2 separate regions of the Homo sapiens genome follow, and region 1 is linked to region 2. Evidence: read pairs that join two places in POLR2A ChIA-PET (ENCODE). Cell type or tissue: PC-9. All regions are shown on one strand. Region 1 overlaps MGLL (monoglyceride lipase). Region 2 overlaps LOC107986129 (a long non-coding RNA gene).

Evidence for each region. Peaks named below come from ENCODE experiments on the same cell type or tissue, not always from the same donor. Only the 100,000 strongest peaks of a DNase experiment are listed, where the experiment ranks them.
Region 1: POLR2A ChIA-PET joins it to region 2 with 6 read pairs; 2 of 35 experiments call an interaction of 5 or more read pairs at or near these places.

Annotation. Positions count from the first base shown.
Region 1 is chr3:127,777,420-127,782,419 of GRCh38, forward strand. It overlaps MGLL (monoglyceride lipase), which reads right to left. Exons shown (of 8, transcript NM_007283.7): 3 at 4,370-4,476. Among named protein-coding and RNA genes, the nearest start is that of MGLL, 43 kb to the right of the region's middle. In PC-9, no CTCF peak of the experiment used is centred here; DNase peaks (open chromatin) are centred at 2,552 and 4,172; H3K27ac peaks cover 1,367 bases.
Region 2 is chr3:127,876,798-127,881,797 of GRCh38, forward strand. All of the region lies in intron 3 of LOC107986129 (a long non-coding RNA gene), which reads right to left. Among named protein-coding and RNA genes, the nearest start is that of KBTBD12, 36 kb to the right of the region's middle. In PC-9, no CTCF peak of the experiment used is centred here; no DNase peak of the experiment used is centred here.

The DNA of each region.
Region 1 (5,000 bases), 99 kb before region 2:
AATTACAGTTCCTGCCTCCCTTGCAGCTAGGCAGAGCCCTGTGAACAGCACTGGTCAATGCAGTGGGGCTAGAGCCTGCCAGGATTTCTAAGTAAGCTTTGCCTTCCTGATAGGAGCCCAGCCCTTTTTCTCTGTCACTTCCTGCTTCCTCTACCTGTTAGAACATGAGGCTGGAGGTAGTGCCCACACAGATGAAAGCCACATGCTAAGTAGTACCAGCTGAGCAAACTACAGATGGAACCCTGGGCACTGATGGTGCCATGGAGTCCTTGCACCTGCCTCAGACATCACGTGCCCTGGAAGAAGACAAAACTTCCCTTTGCTAACACATGCGCAATGAGAATGGATCTGCTTGAATATACAGCCACACGTTCCTCACTTATAAAATGGGGAAAATAAGATTAATTGTTGTGAGAAATTAGAGATCATATGAGAAAAGTGCCCAGTAGAGAGCCTGGCATGCAGTTGACACTGAATAAATGGCAGGAATCACAATTTTCACTGCTGGCAAGCCATTCAAACCCATGAGTTCATTTTGTACAAATTCTGAGGTTAACATGGAGAACAAAGTTAAATTAGATGCTTATTGAACATGACTCTGAGCCCACCAATTTACCAGGCATGCTGGAGACACAGCCAGACTGCCACAACCGCGGCGCCTAGAGGTTTCTGTCTGAACAGTGAAATACTGTAATGCATTGAGCAATGAGACCCATGGTAGTAAAATCAGTTAGCATCAGATTTACAGAAGCCAGTGTTTCCATAAATCGTGTCATAGAAACCGGGCAGTGAAACCACCATAGGCAGCTCTGTCTACTTTGTAAAGCATTTTCCTATCTATTGCTTCACTGTATCTTCAGAACGGCCTGTGCAGGCCTGAGGGGTGACCCAGCCCGCTCAGGGCAACCACACGGGGACAAGAACCCCCTAACTCCCAGCCTCAGTCCTGCTGGTCTTGCTCAGAGCCCTGGGGTCACGCCCACCTGGGTACACAGCACAGCAGCCAGTCTACATTGTAGATGAGAAAATTAAGACTGGGGATAGTTAAACAAGGTGCAGATCACACGGCTTGGACTCCCTGTTGAGTGGACCCTGGACTGGGTGTATTAGTGTCTGAGCCCTTCTGCTGTCTGGGATGAAAGTGCAGTAGCATGCTTCCAGCGACACCCTGGAGTGCAGATGACAACATGGCTAAAGACATGGGAGGTTTGGATGTTGGAGCCTTGGAGGTGCCATGGGCCCTGCAGCAGTGTTTTCAGCTCCGTTTTTAGTTTTCAGTGTACCTCCAATGGGCACAATAAATGTCCTGACATTCTCCTAATATTTGTTTTATTTAATTTTTTTTCTTTTTGAGACAGGATCTTGCTCTTTCCTCTAGGCTGGGTACAATGGTGTGATCATGGCTTACTGCAGCCTTGAACTCTCAGGCTCAAGTGATCTTCCCACTTCAGCCTCCTAAGTAGCTGGCACTATAGGTATATACCATGGGGCCCAGCTAATTAAAAAAAATTATTTTGTAGAGACAGGATCTCACTATGTTGCCTGGGCTGGTCTCAAACTCCTGGCCTCAAGCGATCCTCCCACCTCAGCCTCCCAAAGTGCTGGGACTACAGGTGTGAGCCATTGCACCTTGCCTGCTTTATTTAAATTTAAAAGCTATGTTGGACTGGGTGCAGTGGCTCACGCCTGTAACCCCAATACTTTGGGAGGCCGAGGAGAGTGGATCACCTGAGGTCAGGAGTTCGAGACCAGCCTGGCCAATATGGTGAAACCCCTGTCTCTACCAAAAATACAAAAATTAGCCGGGCATAGTGGCAGGCGCCTGTAGTCCCAGCTACTCAGGAGGCTAAGACAGGATAATCGCTTGAACCCGGGAGGCAGAGGTTGCAGTGAGTTGAGATCACGCCACTGCACTCCAGCCTGGGCGACAGAGCAAGACTCCATTTCAAAAAAATAAAAAGTAAAAAAATAAAATAAAAGCTATGTTGGAAAGAATGCAGTCTGCATATATCTCTGTAGGCATTTGTGCCTGGAAACATTGGTGTACAGTAATAAAAAAGGCCAGGCTTTAGAACCAGCCTTTTTTTTTTTCTTAGAAAAGTCTAGACAGTTGTGGCTGTAATGCAGCGGCGCAGGACCTTACATAACCTCAGCAATGCATCAGGAGCCACACTGTGGGCTCCAGGCCTTATTAAATAAGAGGATTTGCTGTTAAAATGCTGAACAGCGAAATACTATAATGCATTGAGCAACGAGATCCAAGCTAGTAAAATCAGTTAGCGTCAGATTTAGCATCCATTCACTCCTTTCCCTCCCCAACCTTCTAAAGAAGGTTTGACCTGGGTTCAAATCCTTCCTTCTTCACTTACTAGCACATTTCTCAGCAAGAAGGAAATACAGCCAAGATCACTAGCCACCAGTACCTGCATCGCCAGCCTGCACAAGATCCCCAAAATGGCAGCCCACTTACTTGGCTTCCTTCTACTAAGCAAGCCACAGCAAAAGTCACACACGCACAGTCAACTGGGTTCATTTCCTGAATTAAACACTTCCCTTAGGCACTTGCCAGAGAGATTTCCATGAGTCATTCAAAGAGCTTGAAACAGGTGAACACCAACAGCCATTTTCGCACTATATTTAGAATGTCACAGAGAGCTCTGCCTCAACTCTAGATGTTATTCTGGAAACATCAAAAGGTGGGCTGTTTCTTTTCTCCCTTTATTCTAAAAAAGGAGGCTTTTAAAATTGTTTCTCAAAGTGCCACAGCCAGACAAAATAAACAAGGAACAACATTTACTTAATCCCACAGATTTGGCCAAGTTTTATCCGATAAGAAGGTGGTTGGTGCTAAGATACAAAATAGATTCTTGGGACTCTAGCTGCATAGTACAAATATCCTTTTCCTTCACAATGTCTCTAGAACATAACGATGATGAGTGTAACAAATTTTAAAGGATGCAAATGCAATAGGAAAAAAAAATTCCTATCTGAGGCTTTTACATGTAAGAAGTGCCAAAGTTAATAATGACACAGTCCCCATACTAAAAGCCTCGGAGATGATCCTCAAATATTATTTCTCAAACAGTCTCACAAATATTACTGGGACAGTTCGCAAAGCACTAAAGAACGTCACAACTATGATAAGAAAGAATTAGTCAATACTGTCAGTTATGAGGACGCTTGTGTATATCCAGCTGAATAAGAGCCCCTGGCAAATCACATTTGCAGCTCTTTACCTACAGAATGTCCCAGCAAGCTTTTCACCTCCTGTGCAGCTTCTCCGTACAGATAAGGCTTTCCCGCATTTACAAGGACTTCCAGGCCTCTGTCATTGCTCCCCTGTCCCTCTTTTCAGAGACATCACTTAATTATTATCCATTTTCAAATCAGATAAAATGGAAGCAACATTTCTGGATCTGGGCCACAATGATAGAATTTTACATTGAAGCTGTGGGGAAATCACCGTGTTCAGTCACAGAGAAGTCTTAATTTTAAAAAGTGTTAGGCAAAGAACTAAATTGGGAGACTTCCTAGCCATAGAGAATGTTGCAAACATGATTACAAAACTACATACCGACTCAGACAATGAACATTGGATTTTGATGGTTGTGGATTTTGCTACAGAACAAAGAATCAAAGACCTGGCCTGGGGTTGTGTGTGTGTGATTGTGTATGGATGGTATGTTTATGTATGCATGTATATGTCTATATGTATGTGTGAATGTGTGTATATGTGTGTAAATGTGTAGGTGCACATGTGTATGTATGTGTGTATGTGTGTTTTACGTGTATGTGTATAGGTACAGGTGTGTATGTGTGTGCATGTGTATGTATATGTGTATGTGTGCAAATGTGTGTATGACTATATGCATGGGTAGCTGTGTGTCCTTGTATTTGTGTGTGTGTTGGGTTTTCTTGTGAACAATATGGCCTGTTGAGGCTTCTACTATTCTCCTGGTCTGAAATGCTTGGTAAACCTCGTGTGGTTAAACCAGGGTTTACACTGTACTTGAACTGACTACACAATGCCCATTTGAGGGCACTTGGAGAAAAACCAGGGCCCATTTTGAGAGAAAGCACTTTATAAATGCAGGAAAGAATTCCTTAGCCTCAGGCAAGTTCTGAGATGAACATATCCGACTTTGTTTTTCCAGTTGAGGTTTCTAATCAGCCTGCATTCAGTCTCAGACTACAGAATCTGCTCGTCAGACATTTTTTTTGTTTGTTTGCATAACTACATTTTTTTACTTTGAAACATCCGTGGGGAATAGAAGAATTGAGAAGGATGCTGGCAGTGAGATGGACTAGAGAGGGAGATCTCCAAATTGTCAGGGCCCAGCCAGCTCTGACGGCACCCTGGGACACTCACCATGGTCGTGGGCGAACACCAGCAGGTCCAGCCCCATCAGCATCCGAGCCAGCTCTTCATAGCGGCCACTGTGCTCTCCGGCTCCATGGGACACAAAGATGAGGGCCCTGCAGAGACAAGAAGGGAGCCTGGTTAGGAAAGCCCACACGGGGCTGGGCGCGGTGGCTCATGCCTACAATTCCAGCACTTTGGGAGGCCGGGGCGGGCGGATTGCCTGAGCTCAGGAGTTTGAGACCAGCCTGACCAACATAGTGAAACCCCACCTCTACTGAAATACAAAAAAATTAGCCGGGAGTGGTGGCATGCGCCTGTCATCCCAGCTACTCGGCAGGCTGAGGCAGGAGAATTGCTTGAACCCAGGAGGCAGAGATGACAGTGAGCTGAGATGGCGCCACTGTACTCCAGCCTGGGTGACAGAGCGAGACTCTGTCTCCAAAAAAATAGAAAAGAAAAGAAACGCCCAGATGGCTGCCACTGTGCTGCAGCAGTACCAGAGCTTACAAAACCTCAGCAACACCAGGAGCCACACCATGGGCTCCAGGCATTGTCAAATAAGAGGAGTTTGCTGTTAAAATGCGGGGCTTCAGAGTCACGCAGAATGGAGCCCAAATCCCTGCTCTTCCTGTGAGCT
Region 2 (5,000 bases):
TTTGTTTTGTTTTGTTTTTGTTTTGTAATGTCCTTGTCAGATTTTGGTATCTGAGTTATAGGAGACTCACAAAATGAATTGGAAAGTGTCATCTCTTCCTCTTTTATCTAAGAGTTATGCAAGCTTGGTATATATTTCTTTTCTTTAAAAGATTGGTTGAATTCACCAATGAAGCTATCTGTGCCTAAGTTTTCTTTGTGGGAAGGTCTTAAATTATAGATTTAATTTCTTTAGCAAATATGACTACTCAGATTTTTTTTTACTTCTGTCAGATTTATGCAGTTGTGTTTTTCAAAGGATTTTCTCCATTTCCAATACATTCATGATATTCCCTTGTTATCCTTTTAATATCTTTAAGATCTGCAGTGATGCCCCCCTTTTCATTGGAGATGTTGGTAATTGATAATTTGATTTGTTTGTTTCTCCCTTAATCTCTCTCTCTCTCTATCATGTTATGAGGGAATTTATCAATTATATTAGTCATTTCAAAGAACTTTTGTTTCTGTTGATTTTCTCTATTGTTTGTCTTTTTTTCATTTCATTGACTTCTGCCCTCATCTTCCCTTTCTTTTCTTTTCTTTTTTTTTTTTTTTTTTTTTTTTTTTGAGACAGAGTCTTGCTCTGTTGCCCAGGTTGCAGTGCAATGGCACTATCCCAGCTCAGTGTAACCTCTGCCTCCTGGGTTCAAGCAATTCTCCCTGCCTCAGCCTCCCGAGTAGCTGGGATTACAGGTGCCTGCCACCATGCCTGGCTAAGTTTTGTATTTTTAGTAGGGATGGGGTTTCACCATGTTGGCCAGGCTGATCTCGGACTCCTGACTTCAGGTGATCCACCCACCTCGGCCTCCCAAAGTGCTGGGGTTACAGGCGTGAGCCACTACACCCGGCCCTTTATTTTCTTCTTTCAACTTTTCCGTGGTTTAGCTTGTTCCTCTCTTTCTAGCTTCTTGGGGGTATAACTGAATTACTGGCTTTAAATCTTCCTTCTTTTTAAATATATATATATTTTTATATATAAAAATTATATGTATATATTTATATATATTATATATATAAACATATATAATATATAAAAATATATAATATATATATTATTATATATAATATATATTTATATATATATTATAAAAATATTATTATATATAATATATATTTATATATATATTATAAAATATATATAATATATAAATATATATATATATTTTTAAAGAGACAAGGTCACGCTCTGTTGCCTAGGCTAGACAGCAGTGGCATGATCATGACTCACTGCAGCCTCAAACTGTTGGGCTCAAATGATCCTCCTGCCTTAGCCTTCTGAGTAGCTAGGACCACAGGCATGTACCACTGTGCCAACTAATTTCTTTTTTTTTTTTTTTGGTAGAGACAGGGTGTCACTATGTTGCCCAGGCTGGTCTTGAACTCCTGGACTCAAGAGATCCTCCCACCTTAGCCTCCTAAAGCCCTGGGATTACAAGCATGAGCCATCCTAAATTTTTTTATTTGTTGTATTTTCGTTATCATTCAGTTAAAAACGTTTTCTAATGTCTCTTGTGATTTCTTCTTAAACCCATATATTATGTAGATTCATTTCTAAACAGTTGGAGCTTATCTGATAATCTTTTTGTCATTGACTTCCAGCTTGGTTCCCATGTGGTTAAGAAACACACTCTGTTTGATTTTAAACTTTTGACATTTATCCAAAATTATTTATGGTCCACAATATGATCTATTCTGGTGATGTTTCATATCCATTTGAAAAGAATACATATTCTTCAGTTGTTGGGTATAATGTTCTCAAATTTTGACCAATTAGTTCAAATTGGTTTATAGTGTGGTTCAAATCTTATATATCTTTATCCATTTTTTGTCTGCTTATTATTCTATCAGTTATTGAAAGAGAAATGGCATAATGTGAATTTGACTTTTTTAAAATCTTAGTTCTATAAATTACTGAGGCATACAGGGTGAATACACTTTAGGACAGTTAACACTTCCTGAAGAATTAACCCTTTATCATTATTCTTTATCATAAGGATGAAAAGCACACCCTTCTCCCTGGAAATATTAATGTAGGTCATCAGCTATATCAGTATAGCAATGATATTAATATAGCTGCATCTGCTTTCTTATACTGTTTCTTTTTCCATTATTTTACTTTTAACCTTTCTGTATCCTTATATTTAAAGATAGTCTCTTGTAAACATTATAGGGTCAAGTTTTCTTTTTTCTGTCCAAACAAACTCTCTTGTTTCATTGGTGTGTTTATTCCATTTACGTTTTGAACTACTCATATGGTTGGGTGTAAGTCTGCCATCTTTCTGTTTTGTTTCCACTTGTCCCTTCTCATCCATTGTTTCTCCTTTCCAGACTTCTGAATTAATCAAGCATTTTTATTATTCCTTTTTATCTTTTGCATTCAATTAGTAATAACTCTTTATTTTATACCTAGTTGTTGCTCTAGGGATTATAATATGCCTCCTTAACTTATCATACTCTACCTTAAGTTGATATACAACTTCATGTACAATGCTAGAAACTTACAACAGTTTAATTTCTTTTAACCACTCACTCCCCTTTAGGTTACGTATTATATATTTTACCTCTACATATTATATAAATCCACCCATACTCTGTTATTAGTTATTTCAAGTGGTCAGTAGGCTCTAAAATGTATTTTTTGAACTGTTCTTTTCTATTTATCTAACCATTTCTGCTTCTAGTGGCCTTCATTCCTTCTTGAAGATATGGGCTTCCAACTGGGATCTTTTATCCTCACCCTTGTCTTAGTTCGGGTTGCTATAACAGAATACGATAGTCTGGGGGGCTTAAACAATAGAAATCTATTTTCTCACGGTTCTGGAGGTTGGAGTTAGGTCAGGGTGCCAGCCACACTGAGTCCTTGGTGAGGGCTCTCTTCCAGGTTATGTCCTCCCTCACACAGCCTTCCCTTGTGCATTTACACACAGAGATCTCATGTCTCTTCCTCTTTTTATAAGGGCATTAATTCCACCAGGAGGTCCCCAACCTCATGACCTAACTTAATTCTAATCACCTCCCAAAGGCTCCACCTCTGAATATGATCCAATTGGGGATTAGGGTTCAACATATGAATTTGGGAGACACAAACATTCAATGCATAGTGACCCTGAAGAACCTCCTTTAATATTTCCCAGGCTGGAGTGCAATGGCACAATCTCAGCTCACTGCAACCTCTGCCTTCCAGATTCAAGCAATTCTGCCTCAGCCTCCTGAGTAGCTGGGATTACAGGCATGTGCTACCACACCCAGCGAATTTTTGTATTTTTAGTAGAGACAGGGTTTCACTATGTTGGCCAGGCTGGTCTCGAACCCCTGACCTCAGGTGATACACCAGCCTCGGCTTCCCAAAGTGCTGGGATTACAGGCGTGAGCCACTGCACCCAGCTGAAATTCTTTTTCCTTTCCATGCTTTACTTAGGTAATTTCTACAATCTGTTTTGTGTTTACTTATTCTTTCATTTATTGTGTCTGGTCTGCTGTTAAGCCCTTCTGATGAGCTCATCATTTCAGATATTTTTCTGTTCCATAATTTCTAATTGGTTCTTTTTTAGAGTTTCAATTTCTCTGCTAAAATTTTCCATCATTTCATCAACTTTTTCCAGTAAGTTATTTAGCACAGCAGTCCCCAACCTTTTTGGCACAATTTTTCCACTGATGAGGGTGGGGGTGGGGATGGTTTCGGGATGTTTCAAGCACATTACATTTATTGTGCACTTTTTTTTATTATTATTACATTGTAATATACAATGAAATAATTATACAACTCACCATAACAAAGAATCAGTGGGAGCCCTGAGCTTGTTTTCCTGCAACTAGATAGTCCCATCTGGGGGTGATGGGAGAAGAGATACCTGAAGTGTGTTGCTTATGTCCAGTCTGTTCTCATTTTGTCCAGTATCTCGTTTTGGTTGCTGTCACTGCAGAAAACCCTGCTTCACAAACAGAGGATGCTGGAAATGGAAGCAGGTTTTTCAGTGCTTTTGTGGCAATCTCAGGATACTCCGCCTTGACTTTAATCCAGAACATATGGGGATTTGAAGTTGTCTCAAACATACTTTTAAGGCCACCAGATGCAGCTGTACAACTGAAGTATATTGACTCACTTGCCAGCCACCAATTGCAGCTTAATTGTCACTTGCCACTCACTGGTAGGGTTTTGATATTAGCCTGCAAGCAGTGGATTTATTGTGGTCTTATGGTCTCTGTGCAGTGAAAACTGTCTGCTAATGTTAACCTGTATTTGCAGCCACTCCCTAGCACTAACATCACTGCCTGAGCTCCCCTCAGATCATCAGGCTTTAGATTATCATAAGGAAAGTGCAACCTAGGTCCCTCCCATGTGCAGTTCACAATAGGATTCATGCTCCTATGAGAATCTAATGCCACCACTGATCTGACAGGAGGTGGAACTCAGGCAGTAATGTGAATGAGGGGGAGTGGATGTAAATACAGATCTCGCTTGCCCGCCACTCACTTCCTGCTGTGTGGCGTCGTTCCTAACAGGCCATGGACTAGTACCGGTTTGTGGCACAAGGGTTGGGGACCTCTGCTTTAACATATTTATAACAATTATTTAAAGACTATTCTCTGCTAATTCCAACATCTAGTTCACCTTTGAGTCTGTCTCTTTTGATCATTTTTCCTCCTTTTGATAAACCATCACATTTTTTTCCTTCTTCACACATAGAACTGATTTTTCAGCATATGCCAGACATTGTGTGACTCCTAGAAACTCTGAATTTTGTTACCTTTCTCTAAAGCGGGCTGAGTTTTGTTCAGGGAGTCTGGTGGATCCCTTCAATTTTGCTGAGGCTGGGCTTTTCGACATGTCTATTTCAATGTTTCCCTTAGTCATCAGGCACAGCCCTTACTTCTATAGCATGGTTCTTACTCTTAATGAAATGACCTTTCTGGGGTTTTAATTAAATGCCAGAGATGCCCACCAAGGTCTATGGCTTGACT